3 separate regions of the Homo sapiens genome follow, and regions 1 and 3 are each linked to region 2. Evidence: read pairs that join two places in POLR2A ChIA-PET (ENCODE). Cell type or tissue: PC-9. All regions are shown on one strand. Region 1 overlaps LOC107984219 (a long non-coding RNA gene). Region 2 overlaps ARHGAP12 (Rho GTPase activating protein 12). Region 3 overlaps ARHGAP12 (Rho GTPase activating protein 12).

The links. Peaks named below come from ENCODE experiments on the same cell type or tissue, not always from the same donor. Only the 100,000 strongest peaks of a DNase experiment are listed, where the experiment ranks them.
Region 1: POLR2A ChIA-PET joins it to region 2 with 5 read pairs; 7 of 35 experiments call an interaction of 5 or more read pairs at or near these places.
Region 3: POLR2A ChIA-PET joins it to region 2 with 5 read pairs; 6 of 35 experiments call an interaction of 5 or more read pairs at or near these places.

What each region holds. Positions count from the first base shown.
Region 1 is chr10:31,958,910-31,966,909 of GRCh38, forward strand. All of the region lies in intron 2 of LOC107984219 (a long non-coding RNA gene), which reads left to right. Among named protein-coding and RNA genes, the nearest start is that of ARHGAP12, 34 kb to the left of the region's middle. In PC-9, no CTCF peak of the experiment used is centred here; DNase peaks (open chromatin) are centred at 92, 3,012, 4,052 and 4,862; H3K4me3 peaks cover 1,874 bases; H3K27ac peaks cover 5,171 bases.
Region 2 is chr10:31,910,090-31,918,089 of GRCh38, forward strand. ARHGAP12 (Rho GTPase activating protein 12) reads right to left here. Exons shown (of 20, transcript NM_018287.7): 2 at 436-474. It also overlaps the pseudogene HMGB1P7. Among named protein-coding and RNA genes, the nearest start is that of ARHGAP12, 15 kb to the right of the region's middle. In PC-9, no CTCF peak of the experiment used is centred here; a DNase peak (open chromatin) is centred at 3,582; H3K27ac peaks cover 1,078 bases.
Region 3 is chr10:31,839,553-31,847,552 of GRCh38, forward strand. ARHGAP12 (Rho GTPase activating protein 12) reads right to left here. Exons shown (of 20, transcript NM_018287.7): 7 at 3,909-4,034; 8 at 85-159. Among named protein-coding and RNA genes, the nearest start is that of ARHGAP12, 85 kb to the right of the region's middle. In PC-9, no CTCF peak of the experiment used is centred here; no DNase peak of the experiment used is centred here.

The sequences.
Region 1 (8,000 bases), 49 kb after region 2:
TCTCTTCTTTTTAACATTCCTTACCAGAAATACCTTTTCACCTTTATAACTTTTGTATTAGACAAGTAATTTTCCATCTTTTAGGAAACTATGATTTGTACTGCATGTTGCTATGAGTCGTGTGAAGGGGGAGCAAATACAGAGGTTATCTACATACTGTAGAAGTTATTCTTTCTCAAGAGATTGCTCAGTTAGATTTCTTCCTAGGGCGTGTCCAAAGAAGTGTGGGCTATTTCTAAACCCCTGAGGTAGGACTGTCCAGGTTGAAGTTATTGGTTAAAGCTTTAGTTAGCTTTACCAGAAGAAATAGAGCTATTAGAGAAAGATGAATTCAGAGGTCAGGTAAATATTAAGTAAGCACCATCTTGGAAAGTATATTTTTGCCTCAGTGAGGTGTGGGGTGGGAAACATTAGACATTACCAGGGACTGGTGGGAGAATGGTAATTGGTTCTTTAAGTAATATGAAGGGTATGAATCTTTTCTTTTGGAGGGAGGAGGTGCCATTTGTCCCCATTACCCAACAGGATTTGGAGGAGAGTTGCTCAGAGAAGGAGATTAGCACAGAGTAGGCAGCTCTTGAACCCAAAAGGGAAATTTATAATTGTACTTGCCATCTCAAGAGTTGCCCTTGGCTTTGTTCTGTTGATGACTATGTCTGATTTGGAAGCCAGCCAGAGGAAAGAGCCCCTTCAGCTCAAGGCCATCAAGGTTTGCGATCCTGTCCCAAGGCCCTTTGGCCCTCAGGGCAGTCCCATTACACTGGCTGAGCATGTGGCAGAGGGGGCATGCCATGTGCAGCTTTTTCCCATTTGTCCCATTGGGCAGTTTGCCTTCCAGTGGCCTAGCTCCCTGTGATAATGGTAGTAACCTGGAGGGAGCTGGAAGAGCTTGTAAAGCAACCAATAGTTGAGCCTGCCTCTGATCCCTGCATTTCTCCTTTGCCTTAGCCCTCTTCTCCTTATTCTACTCTCAGTTATAAAAGACTGAGAAGGCTAATCTGAGGACCTTCTGCACAAGGTCACTAGTTCCAAGGCTAACTTTTGTAATTTCCTCCCAGTTCATTTTTAGACCCTCCTGCACAGGGTCACTGGTTCGAAGGCTGACTTTTGCAATTTCCTCCCAGTTCCTTTTTAGGCCAAACAGTATTACAAAGGAAAACTAGTTTTTTGTGTCAAGGTTGGTGGGAATCAAACTTTTCCCAGTTTGGGGGATGCATCCAAGGGGTGTGTCTTCTGGTATGGAGATGCAATTACCCGTTTGTGAAGAGAGAACAGAGGAGAAAAAAAGGGAAAGAGGAAAAAGAAGGCTTTTCGTCTACTTTCCTATTATCCTGAATGAGGCATCCCACGTGGTCCTTAGGGTTCCAGAATGAACCGGTCCTACCAAGTAGCCTTGGTTCCATCTTGTCACAATTACCTACTTGAGAAGAGAGGAGATACTAGAGTGAACCGTGGGCCCCCTGTTCATCCTTGGGGTTCTGGAATAACCGATCTTGCCATGTAACCCTAACCTTGCTTTCATCTCTGTTCTAACAGTAATCTGTTAGCCTGGGACCAACCTTCATCTCTGTCCTATGGGGCTCTTGCCCCTGCAGCCTTTGGCTCACCTATGTCCTTGTCTCCATGACCTTACAGTGACTCGCATTTGGAGCATTCTAGCAAAAAATGTGATTTTCTCTTTTCTCAGATTCCCATTTCCCATGTTCTTCCCTCCCGACTCCCTTTTAAATATGACCTTGAAGCACGTTGAGAAGGGTGTAGAAGTAATTAGAGAATGGAAGCTACAGGAGGAAGTGAGAGGAATACTCATGGAAAGCCTTCATATGCTTGCAAAAATAGCAGCCCTAACATTTATTTGCCCTCCTGTTTTGTTTTTTGTTTTGTTTTGTTTTGAGACAGAGTCTTGCTCTGTCGCCCAGACTGGAGTGCAGTGGTGTGATCTTGGCTCACTGCAACCTCCGCCTCCCGGGTTCAAGCAGTTCTTCTGCCTCAGCCTCCCAAATAGCTGGAATTACAGGTGTGCACCACTACACATGGCTAATTTTTGTATTTTTAGTAGAGACAGGGTTTCACCATGTTGGCCAGGCTGGTCCCGAACTCCTGACCTCGTGATCTGCCAGCCTCAGCCTCCCAAAGTGCTGGGATTACAGGTGTGAGCCACCGCGCCTGGCCCCATTTATTTGCCCTCTTGATGTAAAGTAGTAATCTCCGGAGGACTTGGGGCTTGGGGTAAGAACTTGCAAATGGCAAAGGAAGAATATCTTTTCCTCTCAGTGGAGTGCTAACTCAAAAAAGCCAATAGGTGGGATCCTTAAAGCGTCAGAGTGAGGCCCTATGCAGGTGGACAGACTACTTCAAAACCCACTGGAAAACTTGGCCCTGGGACATAACAGGAACAAAAAGCATGTGGTAAGTCAAGGAGCTGGCAGAGCTGGAGTTCCAATTAATGTCTGTCCTGGCCATGTGCCAGCAGACAGGGAAAGGGTTAGAGTCGTGGAAGCTGGTAGGGTAAGAACAAGTATAAATCTCGGGATATCTGCAAGGGAGCTCGTGTCTTTGCTGCCATGCAAACACAGTAAAAGCCACGGGCACACAAATAACAGGGAGTGTGTGTTTAAGAAGTCATGTGGCATGTGAAGTGAAAGCAAAGAGGCAGACTTGCCCCCAAGGCAGATGGTCCAGCAGGTGCACAAGGCCATTTCAAAACACACACACACATAAAAAAAAGAAGAATAGGCAGTGAGGGTTCTTAGTAAATTTTAGCTGAAAAAGAAGAAGAAACCTGACATTGTACAGTTTTAGGCTTTAGCCCTACCACTCTTGTGAGCCCCTTGTCCAGGAAAGCCATTAGTGCCTCAGCGTGAACCTCAAGGTACTTCCCACCCCTGTGAGCCACCAATCAGGGTGAGCTGAGCAATCAGCCCAGGGGAACAGAGTCACATATGGCCAAGAGGAATTGTTCTGGGGTTTGGTTAGTAAGCACGAGAGAAAAAGGAAGAAGAAAATTGTGTACGGAGGTTGAATGCCTCCAGGCAGAGAAGGCAGGGCATAGAGATGTCTTACCACAAGGGAACGTATCTGAGTCATGCAGCATCAAAGTATGTGAGCAGTGGAAGTTATCAGAATCAATTGGCACCAAAATATGTTAGTAGCAGAATGTATCCCAGTCATGGCACCAAATCGTGTTACTGGCGGCAAATCCTTATGGGTCTGCAGCAGCCTCAGTTCTTGCCTCCTCAGAAGAAAGAATTATAATTTTTTTTTTTTTTTTTTTTTTTTAGATAGAGTTTTGCTCTGTCACCCAGGCTGTAGTGCAGTGGCATGATCTTGGCTCCCTGCAACCTCTGCCTCCCAGGTTCAAGCGATTCTCCTGCCTCAGCCTCCCAAGTAGCTGAGATTACAGGCACCCATCACCATGCCTAGCTAATTTTTGTATTTTTAATAGAGACAGGCTTTCACCATGTTGGCCAGGCTGGTCTCAAACTCCTGACCTCGGGTGATCCACCTGCCTTGGCCTCCCAAAGTGCTGGGATTACAGACGTGAACCACCACACCCGGCCAAAAGAAAGGATTTGACTGAGGGGCAGAAGGCAGAAGGAGAGACTGGGGCAAGTTTTAGAGCAGGAGTGAAAGTTTATGAAAAAGCTTTAGAGCAGGAACAAAAGGAAGGAAATACACTTGAAAGAGGGCCAAGCAGGCAACTTGAAAGACAAGTACACAGTTTGACCTTTTGACTTGGGGTTTTATACATTGGTGTACTTTTGGGGTCTTACGTTCCTTTTCCCCTTATTCTTCCCTTGGGGTGGGCTGTCCACATGTGCAGTGGCCTGCAAGCACTTGGGAAATGAGCATGTGCAGTGTGTAGTGGAGTTGTACACATGCTCACTTGAGACATTCTTCCCTTACTAGTGGAATGTCCCTGGAAAGTCATATACCAGTTCATCTCTGATATTTTGCCTCTTAATATGCATGCTTGAGCCCACCCACTGAACTCCTGAGATCTTATTGGGAATCTGCTGATCACCAGTTTCAAGTGTTTCTATCTATTGGGAGACTGCCTTTCCCTGGTGCTCGCTGTGACCAATTACTATTTTAGAGAGACAGTGTGACAACTGCCTCCCAACACCTGATAGTCACCTGACATTCCTATCAGGGGAGTGCCCTCTCCTGCTCTGCTCATGCCTCACTAGCTATGTACTGTAACAGTATGTCAGGGGCCTTTGGTGGGACTCTGAGACTTGCTAGCTTCAGGTAAACCTCAGCACATTCCTAGCTGTGATGGCTATGAGATGAGACTCCTTCTGCTTTAGAGAAGCAGAGGGGAAAGTAAAGAGGACTTTGTCTTGCACCTTAGGTACCAGGTTGGCCGCAGAGGGATAGAGCAACAAGCAGGCTCTTGGAGTCCCTGATTCCAGAACTTGCCTCTTGGACAGCATTTCTGGACCTGCCTGGGGCCAGACGGGAGTTCACTGGTCTGAAGGGTGAGTCCCAGGCCAGGCAGCATTCACCATATGCTGATTGAAGAGCCCTTGAACCATAAGGGAACATCAGCAGTAGTCTGGCAGTACTCCTTGTGGGCCTGTGGTGGCACTGGCCGTGGGGTGAGGCTCCTCTCCTATTGGAAAGGGGAGGGAAGAGTGGGAAGGACTGCATCTTGTGGTTTGAGTGTCAGTTCAGTTGCAATACAGTAGAACACCAGGTAGACTTCTGAGGTTTTTGACTCTACTCCTTAGCTCCTGGATGGCATCTAGACCTGCCTGGGGACTGGGGGAACTTGCCACTCTGAAGGGAGAGACACAGGCCTGGCTGGCTTTCCCACATGCTGATTGTAGAGCCCCAGGCTGTGAGTGAACATAGGCCATAGCCACGGAATGGTTACAGCAGGCCTTAGGAAAGACTCAGTGCTGTGCTGGCTTTAGCTCTAATCCAGCACAGTCATACCTGATGGCCACAGAGGTGCTTGTATTAGTCCACCCCAAGCTTCAGATGGCTCAGAATAGAGAGACACTCTGCTTGTCTGGGAGAAAGTAAAGGGAGAGAACAAGAGTCTCTGCCTGGTAAATCTTATCCAAGAACATCAGGTAGTAACTCTACAAGTCTGCAAGAATCATAGTGTTACTGAACTTATATTGTCCCTAAAGCAGATACAGCTTAGATCACAGCACCCAAGTTCTTTCAATTATCTGGAAAGCCTTCCCAAGAAGCACGGGTACAAACAAGCTCAGACAGTGAAGACTGCAATAAATACCTAATTCTGCAATGCCCAGACACAAACAAACATCTGAAAGTATTAAGACAATCCAGGAAAATAGGCCCTCACCAAGTGAATGAAATAAGACACCAGGGGCCAATCCTGGAGAAACAGATATATGACCTTCCAGACAAAGAATTCAAAATAACTGTTTTGAGGAAACTCAAAGAAATTCAAGGTAACCCAGAGAAGGGATTCAGAATTCTATCAGATTAATTTAACAAAGAGATTGAGATAATTTAAAAGACTCAAGCAGAAATTCTGGAGCTGGGCCACGTGTGGTGGCTCATGCCTATAATCCCAGCACTTTGGGAGGCCAAGGCGGGCAGATCACTTTAGCCCAGGAGTTTGAGACCAGTCTGGGCAACGGGGTGAAACCCTGTCTCTACTAAAAATACAAAAATTAGCCAGGTATGGTGGCGGATGCCTGTAATCCTGGATACTCAGAAGGCTGAGGCGGGAAATTGCTTGAACCTGGTAGGCGGAGTTTGCAGTGAGCCGAGATTGCGCCACTGCACCCCAGCCTGGGCGACAGAGTAAATCCAGGATTTCCTCTCCAAGCAGTGAGTAAATGTCATCTATGTAAGTACTCGTTATTCCTGTTGTTGACTTGATTTACACAGAAAAAAAAATCGTACCTGAAAAATACATTTAAGATGAATTTGTAACTTGAGGAATAATATTGAGAATTTATTAAAGCTTTTAGCCCAATGTCTGTGTTTTTGATCTAGCTATTGTTTTACAATCATATAATCTTATGCACATGGACCCTGGAGCCAGACTGTGGCTCTTATCTAAATTTTACCACTTATTAGCTGAATGTCCTTGAGCAAGTTATGCAACCTCTCTGGCCACAGCTCCTCATCTTTAAAATAGAAATAATAAAATTACCTATCTTATAGGGTTGTTTGAGGATTAAATAATTTGTTTTGAACAGTGCCTGGCAGAGAGTAAATGCTATCTATGTAAGTAATCATTATTCCTGTTGACTTGATTTACATAGAAAAAAAATTGTACCTGAAAAATAAATTTAAAATTGATTTTTAACTTGAGGAAAAATATTGAGAATTTATTAAAGTCACTGTTGTTCTTTTCTCAAGAATTCTTGGGCTGGGCATGATGGTACACACCTATAATCCCAACACTTTGAGAGGCCAAGACAGGCGGATCACTTGAGACTAGGAGTTCAAGATCCCCCTGGGCAACATAGTGAGACCCCGTCTCTGCAAAAAACATTTTTTTTAATTAGCTGTGCATGATAGCATGTGCTTGTAATCCTAGCTACTCAGGAGGCTGAGGTAGGAGGGTCACTTGGGCCCAGGAGTTTGAGGCTGCAGTGAGCTAGGATTGCACCAATGTTGTCCAGCCTGGGTGACAGAGTGAGACCTTGTCTCTAAAAATTAAAATTAAAAATTAGAAACATTTTAAAAAGAATTCTTGTCCAGGCACGGTGGCTCACGCCTGTAATCCCAGCACTTTGGGAGGCCGAGGTGGGCAGATCACGAGGTCAGGAGATCGAGACCATCCTGGCTAACATGATGAAACCCCATCTCTACTAAAAATACAAAAATTAGCCAGGCGTGGTGGCGGGCATCTGTAGCCCCAGCTACTCGGGAGGCTGAGGCAGGAGAATGGCGTGAACCCGGGAGGCGGAGCTTGCAGTGAGCTGAGATCGTGCCACTGCACTCCAGCCTGGGAGACAGAGTGAGACTCCATCTCAAAAAAAAAAAATTCTTTATTTTTCTATTCATAGTTATAGAGAAGAATATTAGCATTAATAAAATAGTGAGACAGCTGTGTCTCCTCAATTATATTTTATATAATCTTATCTTGAAATTTGCTTACTTTGCTTAGTATATTTCAGTGGAATTAATTAGCCAAAAATCATATATGGCAAGGAAGAAGAAGGATGGATTATCTGATGTGAAAAACTGGTTGCAAATTGGTAAATGTGAATAACAACTGTCAGCCGGGTGTGGTGGTGCATCCCTGTAGTCCCACGACTCAGGAGGTTGAGGATCACTTGAGCCCAGGAGTTCAAGTCCAGCTTGAGCAACATAGTGAGACCCCTGTCTCTAAATAAATAAATAACTATCGTTAGCATTCGTTGGGTGTTTTCTGAGTGTGAGTTGCTGTTCTAAGCACTTTACTTGTGGTAATTCTTTCTAATCTGACAACACATCTAGGTGTACATATTCATATTATCTCCATTTTGCAGATGAAGAAATGGAGGCCCTAATAGATAAACCACTTGCCCAAGATCATAAAACTTGTCATCAGCAGAGCCAGAAGAGTCCCTATGGTGATTATTGAGAATTAATGCTGCATGGTTAAGAAAATGAGAAAATAAGAATTAATTTTTAAGGAATCAATTTGAAGGAATTTAAATGTAATCATTTTAATCACTAGGATATTGGTGCCAGTTTGATTTCAGATGGTGTTTTTCTTAAAATTGAAGTAGATAAATAACAGGCTGAATAAAATGAATGGAAGACCATTTCAAAGGGGGTGTTTTTTACATAGTATTAGTGGTTCTTTTTTTCCAGAAATCAGTTAATATCAAGATAACCAGCCATTTTTCTGCAAATTGCATTTTCTGCACATTCCTACTTATTTTTTTTTTTTTTTACAGTCTTGCTTTGTCACCTATGCTAGAGTGCAGCAGTCCAATCATAGCTCACTGCAGCCTCATGTTCATGGGCTTAAGCAATCCTCTTGCCTCAGCCTCCCGAGTAGCTGAGACTACCAG
Region 2 (8,000 bases):
GCACGGCCCTGCCAAAACTGATTTTGGACTTCTAGCCTCCAGACCAGTGAGAGAATAAAAATAACTGTCTGCTGTTTAAGCACTCCAGTTTGTAGTATTTGTCACAGCAGCCCTAGGAAACTAATACATTCAACCCAATGCTCAAGGATCCTAAGGCAAACTGAGATTTACCAAAAATGTGCAAACCCAAGGTTCCATAACAACCTACTAATTTTCTATAGCAAACAAGTACTGAGCATATTATTCTACACTACAGGTGTAGTAACCATCATTCTCCTGAGGATAACAATCTTCTCTATGACAGATAACGCCTATAAGGCCAGGTGGTAAGTCAATTAGTCACTGATACAATTTTGTTAACTGAAATTTACTTTCTAGACAAACTACTTGACTAACAAATTTAATACAACACATTTTCAAAAAATAAAAAATTACCTTAGAACAAGGAGATCTACACCAGTATCACATTTAAACCTGTAAAAAAATAAATAAGTTCATTAACTCAAACCAAGATCGCTGAAGACTAAGAATATAATGTTGCTTACATTTTTAAAAGCAAAACTTTTTTTATAATAGCTATAAGGAATCAGGAAAGTTTTATACATCAAGATTGTGGTCAGCACCGCCCTCCAAATACATGCAAACACAACCACCAACAGCCACTGAGGCTGGCTTTACCACTGCCCTCTCCCACTGTACTTCCACACTGTCTCAAACTTCATTTTGTCCCTTATTTTTAATTCTGACAAGCATCTTTCTAAACTTCTGATTATACAACAAACATCTCTTCTATTATAAAACTGTGAGGATGAAATAACTGTTTTTCAAGTTTATGTATTGAATGGGTAAAGAGAATAAAAACGTATGTTAAAAGTTATTAGGTGTCCTAACACATTTGTCCCCTGATTACTTCCTAATTATTTTATTTATTTTTTTATCTTATTTATTTATTTTTTGAGACAGAGTCTCTGTTGCCCAGGCTGGAGTACAGTGGCACGATCTTGGCTCACTGCAGGCTCTGCCTCCCAGGTTGAAGCAATTCTCCTGCCTCAGCCTTCCAAGTAGCTGGGATTACAGGCATGAGCCACCATGCCCAGCTAATTTTTGCATTTTTATTAGAGATGGGGTTTTGCCATGTTGGCCAGGCTGGTCTCGAACTCCTGACCTCAGGTGATCCGCCTGCCTCAGCCTCCCAAAGTGAGGGGATTATAGGCATGAGCCACCGCACCTGGCTATTTACTTTCGAGACACAGTCTCACTCTGTCACGGAGGCTGGAGTGCAGCTGTACAATTTGGGTCACTGCAACCTCCACCTCCTGGGCTCAAGCAATTTTCCCACTTCAGCCTCCCGAGTAGCGGGAACTGCAGTTGCACACCACCACACTCTGCTAATTTTTGTATTTTTTTAGAGATGAGGTTCCACCATGTTGCCCAGGTTGGTCTTAAACTCCTGGGCTCATGTGATCCACCCACCTCTGCCTCTCAAAGTGCTGGGGCTGCAGGCGCGACCACACCCAGCCTACTTACTAATCTTAAATAGGATAAAATACCTTAACAATGGAAAGATGTGGTGGCATAAGCTTAACCAAATGATCAAACTTAAGAGCACTAATGCGACCTGACAAGATATGCCTCCTATGTGATGCAATAAAACATACACAATGTCACCTACGTTATATTCTTGTCAAAAGCATGTTTCACCTTAAGCAATTATTAGAAAACAATCAAACAAATCCAGAATGTGAGACATTCTATTAGACAACAGACCTGAACTCTTCAAAAAAGTACTGTCAAGGGAGGGGGATTCTTCTAGACTAAAAAAGACTATTAATACATAATAACCAAATCTACTTGGTGGTCCAATAAATACCTCAAACTTATCATAACCAAAATGTATTCCCATCTCTACCCTACCCGAGCTCTGCCAAATATGCTCACCCCATGGTCTCTTCCATCACAGTAAACAGGAATTCTGACCTTTCAGACGCTCAGTCGTTACTTTCATGCATTACCAGAACGCTAGTCACTATGTGCTTTGATCATTTACCTATACAAATTTTTCACAACTTTTCAAAATTTTACCCTGAAATGCTTATCCTTAGGTGATTTTTTTTCCAGGAAAGTAATAAAATAACTTAAGAAATATCTTTGAAGATACAGAGATGAGCGAGGGAATATGCAGCTACTTTTCAAAAGGTTACAGCAGCTCAGACATACTATAGTTAGTTAGACATTTATCCCTAAGAATGGAGAAAAGAAGGATGAAGAATAACAAGTGAGCTGTACGGTTTCACACTAGTGGGAGAGGAATTGTGGGGCTGGGGACAACAATGAGTTAAAGGCCAGTCCACATTCAATCTCTTTCACTGCCAGGCTTTAGGACTACACCTTCCCCACAGTGACTACAAAGATAAGTATGAAGGAGGAGTTAGGGAGAAAGATAAAGCAAGTCGGTTTTACTATGTTCAACATGAGACATCCAATCTAGAGTTTTAGTTAAAGGCAATGAGAAGTAGGAGGGCAAAGGAGATGGATAAGTGGTCAAAAGGTATCTCTATAGAAAAGGTGGTTAGATACCAAGGCAGGTAAAATGAGCAAGAGTGGAGACAATGGGATAGAAAGTAAGAGCTGAGATAGATTTCTAGTCAATACCGGGGTGAAGGGTGGGGAAACAGGTTGGGAAGCTCCAAGAGAAACTATTAAAATTATAAACATGCAGAAAGCCACATAGCAGGAACTACATGTTACAATCCAAGGTCTAGGAAGAGCCACATAAAAATGAAAGAAAAAAACTTATTATAAATTATTCATTCAGAAACAATGAAAATATTAACCCCTTGTTAGACATATAGTTTACAAATATTTTCTCCCATTATATAGGTCATCTCTTCATTCTGTTGACTGTTTCCCTTGCCACGCAGAAGCGTCTCAGTTTGATATAATGCCATGTGTCGGCCGTACACTGAGCTCCACAGAAACAACGCCAGGGCAAGTGTGAGCCAGAAAGGCACTGAGCAACTCTATGCCTTGATGAGGAAAAATAACTGAACACGGGCAAAGATCCAAAGAAGTCAAGAGGCAAAAATGTCATTATACACATTATTTGTGCAAACTTGCCAGGAGGAGCACAGGAAGCACCCAGATGGTTCAGTCAGCTTCTAAGGGTCTTTCTAAGAAGCGCTCAAAGAGGTGGAAAACCACGTTTGCTAAAGAGAAGGGAAAATGTGAAGACAGGCAAAGATAACCCTGGCCCATTATGAAAGAGAAATGAAAGCCTACACCCCTCCTAAAGGGAAAACAAAATAGAAGTTCAAGGATCCCAATACACCCAACGGGCCTCCTTTGTTTGGCCTTTTTCTTGTTCTGTTCTGAGTATGGGCCAAAAATCAAAGGTAAACATCCTGGCCTATCCACTGGATATACTGTAAAGAAACTGGGAGAGCTGCAGGTGACAAGCAACCTTATGGAAAGATGGCTGTGAAGCTGAAGGAAAAATACAAAAAGGATATTGCTGCATACCAAGCTAAAGGAAAGCCTGATGCTGCAAAAAAAAAAAAACACGAGTCATCAAGGCTGAAAAAAAAAGCAAGAAAAAGAAGAAAGATGAGGAAAATGAAGAGAATGAGGAAGAAGAGGAAAATAAAGATAAACATGAAGATGATGACAAATCAGTTGGTTCTAGCAGGGTTTTTTTTTTTTTTGAAGAAAGAATTGAAATGTAAGGCTGTATAAGATTTGTTTTCAAACTGTACAGTGTCTTTTTTTGTACAGTTAATACACTACCAAACATGTCTTTAGATAGCCCTGTCCTGGTGGTATTTTCAATAGCCACTAACCTTCTTGGTATAGCACGGGGGTTGTAAAATGGCATGGAAATTTAAAGGTACTTGGTGCACAGCACAAATCAGTTACTTATGGAGATGGTAGTTTCTTCATCTTCAGTTGTTGTCTCTATGCAGCTTACATGAAATAATTGTTCTGTTAACTAAACTAAATACCACTCTGTAATTGCAAAAACAAAAGCTGCAGTTGTTTGTTAAAATTCTGAATGCTTCTAATACAATTTTTTATTAAGAAAATAATAATAATGCCATTTGCTATTTTTGCTTTCGTTGCCTGTGTTTTAGAGGTCATATCCAAAAGTCCTTGCCCAGACTAATGTCATGAAGCATTTCCCCTATGTTTTCTTTCTATAGTAGGTTCATAGTTTCAGGTTTTATATTTAATTCTCTAATTAAATATAAAATGACTGTTTTATATGGTGAGAGAGAATCTAGCTTCATTCCTCTGCATGTCGCTATACATCTGACAAGGGGCTAACATCCAAAAAGGATAAGGAATCAAATAACTCAATAGCAAAAAAAAAACAAATAATCCAATTTAACAATGGGCAAAAGCCCCAAATAAATGTTCTTCAAAAGAAGACACACAAAAAGCCAATAAGTGTAAGAAAAAAATGCTCAACATCACTAATCAGGGAAATGCAAATCAAACCCACAATGAGAAAGCACCTCACCCCAGTTAGAATGGCTATTATCAAAAAGGCAAAATATAAGCTGGCGAGAATGTGGAGAAAGGGGAACCTTTATATACTGTTGGTGTTAATGAAAATTAGTATTGCCATAATGGAAAACAATATGGAAGTTCCTCAAAACATTAAAAATGGAACTACTATATGATCCACCAATTCCACTACTGGGCATATATTCTAAGGAAATGAAATCAGTATGTGAAGAGATATCTGCACTCCCACATTTACTGCAGCAGTATTCGAAATAGGCAAGATATAGAATTAATCTAACTGTCCATTAAAGGATAAAGTGTATATACATACACACATACACACAACAGGATACTACTTAGCCATAAAAAAGAAGGCAATCCTGCCATTCGCAACAACATGAATGAACCCAGTGGACGTTACGTTGAATGAAATAAGCTAGGCACAGAAAGACAAACACCACATGGTCTCACTCACATGTGGAATCTAAAAATATTGATCTCTTAGAAGCTGAGGCCAGGCGCAGTGGCTCATGCCTGTAATCCCAGCACTTTGGGAGACCGGGGCGTGCAGATCACCTGAGGTCGGGGGTTCGAGACCAGCCTGACCAACATGGAGAAACTCCGTCTCTACTAAAAATACAAAATTAGCCAGGCGTGGTAGCGCATGCCTGTAATCTCAGCTACTTGGGAGGCTGAGGCAGGAGAATTGCTTGAACCCGGGAGGCGGAGGTCGTGGTGGGCCAAGATAGCGTCATTGCACTCCAGCCTGGGCAACAACAGTGAAACTCTGTCTCAAAAAAAAAAAAAAAAAGTTGAGAGTAAAATGGTGGTAACGAGAGGCTAAGGGCCTAGGGGAGAAATACTGAGATGTTGCTCAAAGGACATACAATCATAGTCAAATAGGAGGAATAAATTTCAAGAGATCTATTGTACAGCAAGGTGACTACAGTAAATGACAATATACTGTATTCTTGAAAACTGTAAAGAGAGTGGATGTGTGCTCTCACCACTAAAATGATAACTATGTGAGGTAATGCATTTGTAAATTAGCTAAATTTAGCCATTCCACTACGTATATATACTTCAAAAACTATATTGTACATAATAAAAAACATACAGTGTTATCAATTTTTTAAAAATGTGCTGAGAATGTGGAAATGGAATCATGAAATAATTTACGTTTAAAAAAATGAAACAAACTTCACAGAAAGGACAAAAATCAGATAAATTCTCTGAAAAAAATAATTAAAATGATTATGGGGTAGCACTAAAACTTTAGATCTAGGTAACAGTATCTACAAATGTGTGAATAATTAATGCTATTTTTACTTAAAAACATAAGCTGTATTAAAACAAACGTTTACAGTTTTAATTTTGGGTTGTTTCTTCCTCTGTTCCCCAGACCTGTAGATTCTGTTCTTAAGAGAAAGTTGAACGCTGTTTATCCTGTTTCTATAAAGTATTTTGGTTAAAAGTTTGCTCAATCAAATACAACGCTGTCCAAGCACAATACTCCTGGAACTGAAATGTATTCTATACTATACCCATCACCACACGCCTCCATCCATATTCATCCCAAACACTTACAACTACTAAGTACCCAACTCCCAGTATATACAAGGTCTGCATACCTACTGCCTGCTACACCCCGATGCTGCTCTTAGCAGTCTCAAAAACGCCCATACAAGCTTTTCATGCCTCTTACCAGTCTTCTTCCTCCTCCCTTTTTCCACGTTTCAACAACCACCACCCCCGACACACACGCCTGCTTATATATTTTACTTCTCTGCCCCCAAGTCAGATTCAAATTTCCTATCACGCTATTTTTTAATCTAAAAGCCTCCTCCTTTCTATCTGCCAATTTTTAAAATTTTCTTCCCATTTAAACTACCAAGAAGCCTACCAAAACTTAAACAGTTCAGCAAATGTTGTCTTTCTCCCCCAGGACATCCGTTTTAACCAACCAATCTGTTTAAGAGGTATATCAAAAAAAGTAAACAGGTAAACAAAACGTTAAAGAAACATAATGTATCTTTTTTTTGGAGATGGAGTCTCCCTCTGTCACGCAGGCTGGAGTGCAGTGGCGCCATCTTGGCTCACTGCAATCTCTGCCACCCGGGTTCAAGCGATTCTCCTGCCTCAGCCTCCCAAGCAGCTGGGACTACAGGTGCCCGCCACCACATCTAGCTAATTTTTGTAGTTTTAGTACAGATGGGGTTTCACCATGTTGGCCAGGCTGGTCTGGAATTCCTGACCTTGTGATCCGCCCGCCTTGGCCTCCCAAAGTGCTGGGATTACAGGTGTGAGCCACCACGCCCAGCCGAAACATAATGTATCTTAATTAGTGAGCTTACAATTTAAGTCCAATCCAGATACGTATAACCTATTTAGCAATGCTAATATTGTGAACTATAAAATGTTAATATAGCTTCAAACATATAAAATATTAAGAAACTTTTCCAGTTTAAGCACTGAACTTCGCATCAAATCCTCCGAGTATTTTTTAAAGTACTTGTTTAAAATTAATAATCCCAGGCCGGGCGCGATGGCTCACACCTGTTAATCCCAGCACTTTGGGGGGCTGAGGCGGGCAGATCATGAGGTCAGGAAATCGAGACCATGCTGGTTAACACGGTGAAACCTCGTCTCTACTAAAAATATAAAAATTAGCCAGGCGTGGTAGCACGTGCCTGTAATCCCAGCTACTCGGGAGACTGAGGCAGGAGAATATCTTGAACAGGAGGCAGAGGTTGCAGTGAGCCAAGATCGCACCACTGCACTCCAGCACTCCAACAGAGCAAGACTTAGTCTCAAAAAAATAAAAAAGAAAAGAAATCATTACCCTAGTCTTTATAAAAGTTCAATGAAACTTTCGATCTCCTAACAACTTATTCTAGAAGAAAAACATTCACTTCACAACACTACTGGCTACCCAGGTATCTTCTCCTCCCCAACCCATTCAGGTATTCTGAAACTATACACATTACTCTCTTAAAGAAAATCTTCTAAATATCACTTACATTCAATTACTTGCATGTGTTTACCAATCCCCCATGTTTTAAAAAGATATAATCCACAAAACAAAGGCAAATACATCTGTTAGTGCAGCAATTATTTAAGTCTGGCCACTGCAAAGTTCTAGTGTCAGACATCAGTAACTCACCCAAAAAAAGGAGAAAACACTCTATAATGTTTAAATTATGCCAGTTTACTTCAAATAAACATTGGGATATCAAGAGTCATGGTGGGCAAAGAACCTGACAGACATTTTTCAAAAGAAGATACAGACGGTTCCCAACTTGCAATGGTTCCAGTTACAATTTCCTGACTTTATGGTGGGTTTATTGGAATATCAAATACCTTTTTTTTTTTTCTTTTGAGAGATGGGGGTCTCATTCTGTCACTTAGGCTGGAGTGCAGTGGTACCATCATAGCTCACTGCAGCCTTAAACTCCTGGGTTCAAGAAATCTTCCTGTCTCAGCCTCCTGAGTAGCTA
Region 3 (8,000 bases), 71 kb before region 2:
ACATTACATTAAGAGTAAATTAACTTGCTAAAATTGATTGAAATAACTGGACTACATTATAAGATATGCTTCTATCATACTAACTGTATCTTGGTGCTTTGGTGAGGAGGGAGAAGACTCATTTTCAGGAAAGCAGGGTTTTGAGGCAGTTGGAGATTCCTACAAGAAATAAGTAATGAAAAAAGTTACTCTATTTTATATAATTATATTTCTGCCTCTACTCACAGTGGGAGAGCTTAGTAAGAGAGAATAACAAATTTTTTCCTCGTTATTTTCGTTCTATATTCAGCTCCAAGCTAATAAGGTAATGATTTTAAAACTACAAACGTTATTAAAAGTTTATAAAATATGGTGCTTTTTATAGCAATTACAGTTAAATTTAAATAATGCATATGGAATTACTCAAAAGAAATGATACAAGCTGCCTTAAAATCATGATGTTATATCAGTTTGAATTAACCATATTAAAATAAGTAAAACCTAAACACTTCTGGATAAATAAGTTATAATCATGATACTAACTTGCTCTTGGTATGGTAAGTATAAATACCCAGGATTAGGCAAGGTCACAGAAATACCTTAGCAAATGCCAGAATGAGAATTTAATTTTAGTCAAAAGCTATATAAGAAATTAAATTGCTATTAGTATTTAAGGTAATTTATAGAAAACTTTCCAAAAATTAGAAATAAGATATTTTAAATTCAAGAAAGAAACCTACGATTTAAATATTAATAACTCCCCAGAAAAAAAAATTTTAATGTCTAAGCCTACAAGAGTATCATAAGACCAAACCAATAACGTGTTTTTTTTTTAAGCAGTCTGCTTTGTCAATATTAAAACACAGAATATGATTTCTATTACAGATGTTGATAGGACTATTCATGGAGGGTAAGACTGAAAAACTTTTTTTTGGTAGCAGTAGCCCACCTCCACTTAAATTTTCTCCATTTCCTTAGATGTTTTGAATAATTTCAGAAAAAGAGAATTTTTTAAATCATACACCATTACCTATTATTAATTTGTTTCTATCAAACCAAAAAGTTCCTTTGAACATTCATCTCCACGTAGGTATCATTCTAGTTTTCTATGTCTATAAACCTGGAGAAGGTGCTGTCAACCAACCTGGGAATTTGTTTTAAGTAACACTTGCAAAAAAACTATTAACTCAACATTTACTGATTTGGAAAAATGTCTTCGGGTTTATATCCCACACAATTTGTAAATACAGAAACTAGTAGCAGTGAAAGTTTACATGGAAGCCCTTGAAGGGACAAGTTTATAAATCAAACAAGGTACTATTAATGGAGAAAATATTAAAATCACATTGAATAAAAAACTTCAAAAAAATTTAACTTAAGATCCAAATCTCACTTAAGTATTTTTTTCTGACAACTTCAGATCAATTTTTGATTCCTAAGACTGTCTGATAGTAAAACAGTATGAGAAAGATGGAAGATCTGATGATTCATAAAGTAGAAAATAAGTAACTGAATAAAATGATAATTATATTTTTCATAGCACATTCAGTCCCACAGAAATAAAAACCACAAATACAGTAATAACATATGTACAATTATAACTATTATAAACAAGAAATAATTTTACATGTATACATTTATCTATATTTAGATATATGCATATAAATATACACCTTATACATCTATGAATAGTTTTAGTAAAAACAGAAAAAAAAGGCAGAAACAGATGCATTCACACATACACACACAGACATACGGCTACCCTTCCAAGGTTATCTGTAAACTGAATTAGGACCTATGTCATCACAACAACATTTGCTATACAATAATAGATGGTCCTTGACTTATGATTGTTCAACTTTAAGGTGATGGGAAAGTGATAGGCATTCACTAGAAAACATACTTGAAATTTTGATCTTTTCCTGGGCTAACAATATTCAATATGACACTCTCTCATGATGCTGCACAGAGGCATCTAGCCCCAGCTTCCAGTCAGCCACCTGATTACCAGGGTAAACAGATTACAACGGTAAATAATTGATATTCTACAGTGTACCATGTTACTGAATGATTTTGCCCCACTGTAGGTTAATGTAAATGTTCAGAGCACATTTAAGGTAGGCTAGGCTAAGCCATGATGTACAGTGGGTTAGGTGTATTACATGCATTTCACCTTGTGGTATTTTCAATTAATGGTATTTTCAACTTATGTGGGTTTACTGGGATATAACCTCACCCTAAGTTGCAGAGCATCTGTATTAGGTTGCTGTGATTACAATTCAGGTTATACACACTTCATCCCTTATCACATATTAGCTAGTTTGTTCTGGTAGTCAGTCCCTTTTTCAAAACCTAAAATACTGCCTTATGTTAAGAAACTTATGCATCTGTTTGCAAAGGGTAAGGTAGAGGGTAAAAAAGACATTTCTACCAAAAATAAGTAAATCTCTAATCGCAAAAAAATCATATTCTTGCAACTCTGGGACAATGAGATGAAAGCATGCAAGTTATTTAAAGCAAGAGATTGAAAATTAATTTTAAAAAATGAATTGAGAGATTAAAAAGGAGTAAGATTGTTTGACATTTTATGATGTCGAAAAAAAGAAAAAGGAGTAAGAAATTTTAAGCATAAATTATCAAAATAATCATCCTATTTGTTCTGGTATGAAGAGGCGGTAGAGTTGGTTCAACAATGGTTTGACTTAGAACAGTATATATGGTATTTGGGAGATTCCTATTTATCCTGAATTGTAATCTGGTTCTTGGTTGAGTGAATTTTTCCTATTAGAAATCTCTAGGTATTTTTCTTACCTAGATTAATCTCAACACTAATATATTTTCAAGCATATCTTCAATAGCACAGACTCCAGAATGTCATTCCTTTAATGTGGTCTCTATATTCAACACAAGATCCTTACAAACTAGAAACTAGAAACTGGTCTGTTACTTTCGTTGTTTTCTATTAGTCCATCTTATACACATGTATGAAGGCTGTTTCTAACACTACACCTTTAAATTCAACAAAGACCAATTTTATAGTAACTTGTAGTACCAAAATATTATGCTTGTTATGACTGATAAATTGAGATTATTTATAAAGGAATTTAGGACTGAAAGTATCCAAACATAATGAAATATGCCATAGGGATAGTTAATTCTGTTTTCATGAACACACCTAAAAATTACAGAAAAACTGTTAGTCATGCTACAAGAAGCCTGATGATTTAAAAAACCTTTACATTTCAAAATCAATATACCTAATATTCTGCAAATTCATACTAAGTTCCCAACTTATCCCCAAAATGAAGCTACACTGTGAATAAGTAACCTCTAAAGAAGTGTTTAAAACATCCATTCTAATGTTTGCATTAAAATTTACCCGTTTTTGAAACAGAGGACATTACTCCTCAGACTGATAAAAGAAGTGCTTTCTGCAGAGAGCATTTAGAGAAACAAAGGGAATAGAATTCCAATATTACCTGGGATGAGGAAAATTAATTAAATGTCTTCCCTATGAAACCTCCTAGAGACTGAAGACAAAGGATAACAGAATGTGACTTTAAAATAAGGTAAGCAAGAAAAATCTGTCACCTACTGGGATCAAATGTATCAAGGTACACACATCAGTAAGCTACAGATAAGTCAGTCTATTGTGCAAAAACCAAAACCCTCAAAACCAAAACCTACTTCATGACAAACTGATGCTAAATACATAAAAATGTAGTCACTAAAGTATGCAATTTGGTAAAAGAAACAATAATGTAGTAACATTTCAACATACATGCAGATCAAAAGCTTAAATTAGTTCAAAAGAAATCAAATGTTTTAGCAAAGAATATTTACTAAATACATAAAATATTAGTACGAATAGTTACAATTCACTGTACAATATAATGCAAAGAACTTGCCAAAAATCTCAACAGTCCTACCTTATCATTAGTGTCCAATACAATGGTGCTATGTCTCCACTTTGTTAATACTATTGGTTCTTGCAGCCGCCTGTCCAGGCTCCTACTTTTAATTATTTCTCTTTGCTGCTGGGATGAAGCATTATACTAAAACAAAACAAAGCAAAAAACACAAAAAACAGTTCATAAACAATAGAAATGAAAGTGGAATCTAAACATCTTGGCTCCAAATGACAAAGACTGTTAGGCGAAGTTCATTATATGACATCTCCACAAATTTTCCAGCCTCAGTTTTCTCATCTTTAACCAGAACTGTGGCACAATTGAGAAGATCACAGACTCTGGTGTTACACAGACCAAGGTAGTGTTATCTTTGGTAAAATATTTAATCTCCCTCAGTCTAAGTTTTGTCAACTGTAAAGTGGATATAACAGAAATATCTCATTCACGGAGTTGCTATAAAGATCAAAGTATTAAAGAAGAAAGTATTAAAAGAGTAGTATATTATCAATAAATATTAACTATCATAATTTATAAAGTAAAATCAGACAAATTATTTTTTCTACTTCTATCTCTTCTACTAAAATCAAAAATAAGCATTATTTTAAAAACCTAAACCAAAAATTAAATTCAAAATGAACTAGTAAGTTCTTTACATGTTCTGGATTCTAAACCTTTCTAGGCTATGTGAGTTGAAGATATCTTTTCCTAGTTTGTAGCCCATCTTCTCCCCTTTGATTACATCTTCTACAAAGAGAAGGTGTTTTGTTTAATTTTAATTCAGTCATATCTGTCAATCTTTCCTTTTATAGTAGGCTTCTGAGTCTTGTTCAAGAAATCTTTCCTACTCTGCAGACAAAGATATTCTTTGATATATCTTTCCACAGTCTTTAAAGTTTTACTTGTTATATTTATGTCTTTAATCTAACTGAAATTAATCATTGAGCATGAAGTGAGGTCAAGATCTACATTTATTTTCATTTTTATCATGTGAAAACCAATAATCTTAGTAACATTCTTACTTAGTCCATGCTTACCCCATTGATTTGTTTTCTTTTTAGTTGTTGTTGCAGCATCTCAGATGACACAAACCAATGCTTGTTTGTTTGTTGAGACAGGGTCCCTCTCTGGTCACCCAGGCTGGAGCGCAGTGGCATGATCAGAGCTCACTGCAACCTTGAACTTCTGGGCTCAAGAGATGTTCCTGTCCCAGCCATTTGAGTAGCTGGGACTACAAGTACATGCCAGCACACTTGGCTTTTTTTTTTTTTTTTTGTAGAGCCAAAGTCTCCCTAACCCCATTGATTTGTAATGCCATGTCTGAGTTTTATACATGTGCCCTTACTATTCCAACTTAATTACCATAGCAGGAACTCTATCTCTCCTGTTCCCTACCCACCAACGACTCCCTATTCAGGAATATTTTGACTCTTTATGGATATCTGTTTGCAAATATAAATTTTAGGTTCCATTCCCCAAAAAAGTGAGGGAAGGGATATTAAATGGAAATGCATTGGACTTGTAGATTAATTTGGACATTGTTATAAAATTCAGCCTCCCAATCCAAGATCATGATGGTATGCTACACTATTTATTTGGGTCTTCCTTTATTCTGCTCTGAAAATTTCTTTATTAAAATCTTACAGACCTTTAATAAACATGTTCTTAGTTACAACTCTTGTTGCTACTGCTGCTAATGTAAATAGTATCTTCACTGCAATCACATTTTCAAACTCACTTTTTACTAGACAAATGGGTAGTTTCATGTTAATTTCATATCCAGCAACTTTGCTGAACTCTCATCAGTTTTAAGTTTATAGGTTCTCTTGGGATTTTCTAATAATAACAATAATTTAAAAAAACAATTGCATCTCTTCCTTTTTAATTCCATTATTTCTTTCCTTTTCTTAATTGTTGAATAGAAGCGTGATAGAAATGTTCTAGTCTAGTTCCTAACTCTAATGGGAAAGCTTCTGTAATCTCACCGTGAAGTATGAGATTTACTGCAGATTATTTAATAGATAAACTTTAGCATAATGTGTCATTGTAAGAAAGTGATTTTCATCTGGGCTCGGTGGCTCACGCCTGTAATCCCAACACTTTGGGAGGCTGAGATGGGTGGATCACCTGAGGTCAGGAATTTGAGACCAGCCTGGCCAACATGGTAAAAGCCTGTCTCTACTAAAAATACAAAAATTAGCCAGGTTTGGTGGTGCATTGCTATAGGCCTAGCTACTCAAAAGGCTGAGGCACAAGAATAGCTTGAATCTGGGAGGTGGAAGCTGCAGCGAACCGAAATTTCACCACTGCACTCCAGCTTGGGCGACAGAGTGATAGTCTGTCTCAAAAAAATAAAGAAAGAAAGAATAGTGATTTCCTTACAGAAGCATATTCTTGGATCACAGTGATTTAATATCCATTTTGCAAATCTTTTAACAGGTGTGTTTAGAGCATTTACATTTAATGTGATTATTTATAATGTTAGGATTTAAGTCTGGCATTTTATCATTAATTGTCTGTTTCTCCTTTCCTACCGTCCTGTGGGCTACTTGAGCAATTTTTACTATTATATTTTAATATATCTACAGTTTCTTGAGCCTCTCGTTATACTTTTTTAGTGCTTGCTCTAGGGATTACAATATACATAATTTATCAGTCTACTAGTATCAACATTTTACTACTTCAAGTGGAATAATAGAAACCCTACCAAAAATTACATCCCTTTACTCACTCACTCTTTATGAAACAGTTGTCTTAAATATCACTACTGTATATCAGGACTACTTCAGGAATGTTATAATTTTTGTTTCAAATGTCAAAGACAATTTTAAACACCCAGGACAAAAGTCTCCTCAGATATTCACCCTTTCTGTTGTTCTTTATTCATTCCTGATATTGCAAGTTTTCTTATCACTTCCCTTCTGTTTGAAAGACTTCCTACAGCAACTCTTTGAAAGCAAGACTGCTAGGGATAAATCTCTTAGTTTAGTTTCATTCTGAAAATGTCCTTATATTACTTTTATTCCTGAAGGATATTTTTGCTGGGTGCAGAAGGGTTCACAGTTCTTTTCTTCTAGCATTTGAAAAATGTTATGCCACTTCTTTCTGGCTTCCATGGCTTCTGATAAGGCACTCACTTCATTCAAATTATTATCCTAAAGGTAAAGTGTTGTTTCACTGAAGGGCTTTCAAGACTTTATCAGGGGGAGGGAGGGTCTTTAGTTTTCAGAAATTTTGAATACAATGAGCCTGGATATGGATTTCTTTGGGTTTACCTTATCTGGTGTTTATTCAGCTTCTTGAGTCTGTTGGTTTGTCTTTTGCCAAATTGGGGGCATTTTCAAACTACTTCTTCAAAGTATCTTTCTGCCTCACACTCTTTCCTTTCTCCTTCTGGAACTCCAATGAAAGGAAGGTTAGCTCTTTCGTATTTTCCCACAGGTCTCTGAGGCACTGTTCATTTTTTTTTTTTTTTTTTTTTTTGGAAATCTATTGTCTCTCCATTGTTCAGACTAAATAATTTCTACTAACCTATCTTCAAGATCATAGATTCTCTTCTCTTTTACCTCCATTCCATTATTGAGCCATCCAGTACTTGATTTTTGGCTCTAGGATTTCCCTTTGGTTTTTCTGTATATCTTCTATTTCTTTGCTGAGACTTCCAACCTCTTCACTTATCTCAAGTGTGTTTATAATTGCTTGCTGTAGCACTTTTATGACAGCTGACTTAAAATCCTATGAGATAATTCATTCATCCCTGTCATCTTGGTGTGTCACCAACCTACTGATTGTCTTTTCTCATTCAAGTTCAGATTTTCCTGGTTCTTGCTATGACAAGTAATTCTAGGTCATATTTGGATGTTTTGAGTACTATAAGACTTTGGTTTCTATTTAAACATATTTTAGCAGGTTGTGAACCCCAGCCTGCTTTTATGGCCCATAGTTCAAATGTCAATTTCATTTTAAAAATCTTTTAATTGCTGTTCTGATCTGCCCTGTTTGTGTGCTACCCAGAGGCCAGTCTGAAACCTGGGCAGTACTCCCCACCATGTTTCAGTTCTCAAAGATTTTGCTATGTTAATTCTGGTTGTTTTCATGCATAGGCCACTGGGA